Regions from separate parts of the Homo sapiens genome. Here region 2 is linked to region 1. A link is an interaction called in ENCODE POLR2A ChIA-PET data of the cell type or tissue named here. Cell type or tissue: MCF 10A. All regions are shown on one strand. Links, peaks and the distances in the headings refer to the core of each region. The heading gives the core; the rest is flanking DNA.

Region 1 (2,823 bases), core at 52-2,551:
TGAAAGATTGTTTCTTTGGGTTTTACATTTTAGAAAACACATTGTCTCATCTGAATCCCAGGACAAATTAAATAACATAATGGAGAAATCAAACAAATAATAGCTTAGTTTTTCTAGCTTGCAACTTTATCATTTTAGAATGTTTGTTTAAGATAACAAGTGCTTACAGAATTTTTACAGGGTTACATGTTACTTTAAGAAACTTAAAAAAATAGTAAGTAGAGCTGCAAAGAAAAATTACCACAATGAATGTAATTTATCACAAATCAGGATTTGGTACACTTCTTCCCTTCAAGTTGTGTATGTGTGCAGGGAAGACAGGGGAAGAAGTTGACAGAGGAGGAGTAAAGGATACAGGTATACTAGATAGTCAGTTTATATTTTTTAGGAATAAAAATAAGTTTGGCAACTATAATTTAACCATCCCAATTTCTTCTCCCTATTCACCCCAAAATAGCAAAATGAGCAAAATAAAGCACCCCTTGCTAAATTTTTAAGACATTTCTGTGCCCACTCTCCAGTTTCTTGCTTTGGATTGTACCTGAAATGCTGCCATTGGAACTTGACATCTTGATACTTTTTTAAGTGAAACACACCCTTGAGTGGGGTAACATTTCAATCTATTAGCAGTCATCTATTTACTTTAGGTGAACAAGTGATCTGAGAAAGGAGTGTTGAAAACTACATATGGGAACCAAGCATAAGAGCTCTGAGCACAATATGAGAGCACCATACACTGATTAAAAGAGATGTCACCAAAGAGAAAGCTGTGACAAAGGGAAACAAGAGGCTCCAATCACATGGCCTTCAGCCTTCCCAGTTTCGCTTTTGGACAACCCAAATCCCTAGTGAAAGGGGCATGGAATCTGAACAGGAGTGGAGGAAATTGAAGTCAGCTAAAGACTTTTCTTTTTATCCACAAAGGAAAGTTGCTTTTGTCTTACTGAATGAATAGGACCCTAGGAGTGGGCATGAGGGCTCTGCTGGAACCATGTGCCCTAAAGACAATGCCGAAGCGTGCAACTGAAAATGAAAATGAAACTGTAACTTGTGACCATCTATCTGTGTCTTCTTTCGCCTTGCCTCTCTGTGCTGTTGACTGTTGCGGCATGTCTGCGGCAAAGAAAGACCATGCTGCAGTCAGAGAAATCAGAGGACACCACTTCAACAATTAACCAAAAATAGGACAGGGACACCTATCTGCCTGTGCTTGGACGTATTAGGTCATTCAGCTCAGCTGTGTGACTGGAGAAATCATTTTGCCTTTATAGGAAAAGGTAGGGGTGTAGGATGATGAGAGAAAGGAAGAGACATGACTCAGAGTGGGAAACAGCACGTAGCCAAGGGCAAATATTTCTCTCAGACATAAATGGATCAGGAAGAGGTGAGAGCAGCAGGTCATCTTTGGAGCATTCTTTTCTTTCCTGCCTCCCAGTCACTTGTCACCGAGCACCAACCAGTAACAAAAGGGGAGAGAAGGGCAGTATGCAGGACCTGTTTCTCTAACTGACTGGCACATCGGTTCCAGCCAACTGCTGTCTCAGCTAACTAGGGCAGTGAAACAAGGAGTCATTTGGAAAGTTTCAGGGATGCACACTCCACATCGCAGGGAGGCAAGTGGTGAGGAATAACCACCACGCTTATTTTACTGAGGAGGAAACTGGTTGAAATTCTTTATGTATTATATGGCTGGGAGACCTCTGATCTCAGTACAAACAATAACAGGAGTATTTAGATTTGTCGAGCACTTATAATCTTCTGGGCATTTACTTAATCAGTACAATAACCCTACGATGGGAATGTTACTGTCATTCCCATTTTTCAGATAATGAAACTGATGCTGTGAAGTTAAAGAATTTGCCCTAGACCACAGTCAGGATGTGAGCCAAGAGAGCCTGACATCAGAGCCCACACTCCTAATCACTGTAGAGATGATTTTCTATTTCCTGAAAGAATGTGTCCATGGCTGTTCTTATGGCTTCCAGCCAAAATCTTCTTTTTTCATTCATCCACCTTTCCTACTCTGAGAAGCACCTTTTTTTCCATTCTCCCATCAATGGAGGCAGTTTCATGTCCTCAGTTGTAAGAGCTGTCCCAAGCTAGCACCTGGGCTTCATGTAACCTCCTCACTCGGCCTCCATCTAATCCCTGAACCCCTCCCCCAGCCCTGTATGCCGCTTTTCAGGGCACACCCTTTCTTTCTCCTTAGGATCTGAGCTCTAGACCTTACACTCCAGCTAAAGTCAGAAAAATAGTTCCCAAATGCCATTATTCTCATTTTTTGTAAATTTTGTAGCATTTTATTCCTTCACACAGACTTCCCTAATATGTATCAAAAGCCCAGTGATGATTTTTCTTCTCAATGCTAAACATCCTGACATGTAAAATATTAATAATTACAGCAATAATTTCAGTTTGGACTAAACATATTGTTTTCTAGACAGAATCCTTATTTTGTATTTTCTTCATTTTGTCGGAAATTTCTTGTCAGTTTGTACATCCTTTTATGTTATCCAATTTTATTGTCAGTTACTTTGTCTTGGAGATCCCAGGGAAAACCATATATGAATTTATTTTCTCCTATTGAATAATTTGCTCATTATAAATTTTATTTATTTTATTTTTTAGAGACAGGGTCTTGTTCTATCACCCAGGCTGGAGTGCAGTAGTGCAATCTCCTAGGTTCAAGTGATCCTCCCTCTTCAGCCTCCCCAGTTTCTAGGACTTCAGGTGCATACCATCGCACCCAGTTTCTACATATTTTCTCACAAAGTGACAGTGGTAAACTGATCAGTATCAAAGTCAAGAATTAGATTGAAAAAA
Region 2 (2,823 bases), core at 56-2,555, 58 kb after region 1:
TTTTGTTTCTTTTTAATACTTTCTTATTTAAAGTAATTAATATATATACAGTATATTATATATATATATATATATATGTTTGTGTATATACACCCTCTAACTAGACAAGATTTTTAGTATATGTTCATTACTTTTGGTCTTCCCCCCACCAGGGTTGCCAATCATATTGACACCATATAGAGCTTTAATTCTGTGGTATTTTGGATATAGTTCTTTTTTTTCTTGATATTTTTTCTTCTCTTTCTCTTTTGGAGCACTTATGTTAAAATATCTTTTCAATGGTAGTCCTTTTTATGGTAAAAAGGACTTGTATGCCTGAGAATATTTTTATTGTCATCACATGTTTGAAATACAAATTTATTAATTGTAAAATTCTACCTTCAAATTTATTTTCTTAAGTATTTTTTAAAAATTACTCCATTGCCTCTGGAATTCTGCATTTATTGAAAACTCCGATGTCATTTGTGTCATTTATCATTTTCTCTTTGCCTATGATATTCTTAAATCTCAATATAATGGACCTGTGTGTGAATTTTTAAAATATATATTTACTTAATATTTTTAATATATATTTCCCATGAAGTGGTTCTCTAAAGACCATTTCAATCTGTAGCTGTTCTTTCTTTTGAAAATGTTCTTCACATTTCTTTAAATATTTTCCTCTTTTAATTTTTATAATTTTTCCTTCAGGGACTCTAAGTATCTAAAACCTGGTACTTCTATTATCTCTGGCTATGAACTTTTACATTTTCTATCATTCTAGAAGCATTCTTCCATCTGGTCTTTCAACTCCATCATTCTTTAGCTGTAGCTATGTCACTATTTATCCCACCTATTAGGTTCCTTCAAGTCTACATTTTTATCCTGATATTTTACATGGCTTTTTTTTGTGGGGGGAATTTCTTGTCTTGGTTCATGTTGCTAATACATTTCTTTTTCTCAATTAGGATGTTTATTTAAGAAGATATAAATTATTGGTCCTTTTGTTCTAATATATCTGCTCCCAGGGGTGTTCGTCATCCAGTTTGTTATTCTGCTTTTGAGATCGTTTACTCCTCAGATGTCCTCTACCCAACCCATAAATGAAGAAATAGCCCAAGGCTCCATCCTAAGCCCTCTTCTTGTCTCTCTGTGCATGTTCTCTCCAGATTCTCTCATCTTCCGTGGCTGTCTCATAGATAAAAACTGTATTACTCATGCTTCCTCCACCCTGCCAAATATTCTACATCATTTTTAATTGTTCAATCATCCACATAGCTACCCAAGCTTAAAACCTATGAGTCCCCAGAGACTTTTCTTTTCCTCAAGACCTATAGCCAATTCATTACCAGATTCTATCAGTTCCTTCTTCAAAATATATCTTGCTTTTGCACCCCTGCCTCGATTCCACTGCCACAACCTCAGTATGAGCAGCCATAATTTAAATCCTGGTCTACTTTAGGCAGTCTACCTGTTTCCACCCTTAACCCCACCCAACTCATTTGGCCACTTTGCTCTACAGCAACACATATTTTCACAGAGGTACACACACATACACACACACAGAACTTAAAATCCTCTAGTATTTTCTCACTGCATTCAGTAAAATGCATTCATAAAATCACATCTCTTTACCAAGGCCTACAAAGTTATCTGATTCAGCTCCTGCCTATCTCTCCAATCTAATTGCATACCACAACCTCCTCATGATCTGTGCTCTAGACACACTGATGTTCCTTCAGTCCCAAGAACATGCTATGGTCCCTCTCAAAGTCAGAGGACTTTGCACAGCTGCTCCTTCTGACCAAGATGATCTTACACCATTCTCTCTACTTTGCTACCTCCTTCTCATTCTTTAGGTCTCAGCCTCAATGTCAACCCTCAGAGAGGTCTCCCATGTCTTCCCTAAGTGAAGCAAGTCCTTTTATCTTAATCTCTATCTTAGCTTCTTGCCTACTTCCTTCACAGTACATACCATATTGAGTAATTAACTGTTCACAGTGTTTAGTTTTTCACCACTTTTAGGATTTAAACTCCATGAGGCAGAGATTTTACCATGAGAGCAATTAATATTTGTTGGATGAATGGTCAGACCATCCTGGAGACTATGAATGCATGAGGTGCCAAATTTCTGCAGTGCCACTAATAATGCCATGAAGAAAATCACCCAACCCACTCTGAAATAAATTACAGCATTATTAACAACATGCTTGCCATTTATTTTTCTTTTTAGACTTTATTTCTCCATGATTTTGTTCTCCAACAAAACATCCTCTAAGGTACCCATTTGAACTTTTTTTAATGTCAAAACATGAGTCTCTCTAATGAAAATTTTAGCAAGGACTACCATGGATGTTTGATATACATATTTTTCTTACTTGAATAATAGCAACCACATGTTGATACAGCTATTAAGGAAAAAGAAGTTTTTCCAGCAGCTGTTGACTTCATCAATTCCTCTCTGCAATGAGTCACTCAAACTTCCACAGAGCTAGAAAAGAAAAAAAAAAAAAGAAAGTTGCAAGTAAGGAAGTAGGGATTTTTTTATTGTGATGAGAGAGGAGTGGGAAGAGTTAGACAGGGAGAAAGTGAATAAAATCAACTAGAATGAGAGATTTGATTCCATAGAAAGTTGAGTAATTTGCGTGTCAAAAAGATAAAACTATACACTTGCCTAGTACTTTAACAACACAACTGAAAAGCATGTGGAAACTGGCATAAAAGGTGGGGTATTTGCAACGAGAAAAATGCAGTCATTTTTTTAAAAAAGCAACAGCTGCCAGTTTGAGCCACTCTACAAATGGCCAAGAAAGAAACCTACTCCTCTCCTTCAGTTGTATTAAT

What was found. ChIA-PET counts read pairs that join two places held together with the same protein. Peaks named below come from ENCODE experiments on the same cell type or tissue, not always from the same donor. Only the 100,000 strongest peaks of a DNase experiment are listed, where the experiment ranks them.
Region 2: POLR2A ChIA-PET joins it to region 1 with 18 read pairs; 9 of 35 experiments call an interaction of 5 or more read pairs at or near these places.

What each region holds. Positions count from the first base shown.
Region 1 is chr7:116,510,851-116,513,673 of GRCh38, forward strand. No RefSeq gene overlaps it. Among named protein-coding and RNA genes, the nearest start is that of CAV2, 13 kb to the left of the region's middle. RefSeq lists enhancers at 954-1,333, 1,344-1,393. In MCF 10A, for the core only: no CTCF peak of the experiment used is centred there; a DNase peak (open chromatin) is centred at 1,311.
Region 2 is chr7:116,568,761-116,571,583 of GRCh38, forward strand. COMETT (cytosolic oncogenic antisense to MET transcript) reads right to left here. Exons shown (of 5, transcript NR_165033.1): 4 at 2,358-2,470. Among named protein-coding and RNA genes, the nearest start is that of CAV1, 45 kb to the left of the region's middle. In MCF 10A, for the core only: no CTCF peak of the experiment used is centred there; DNase peaks (open chromatin) are centred at 1,201 and 2,451.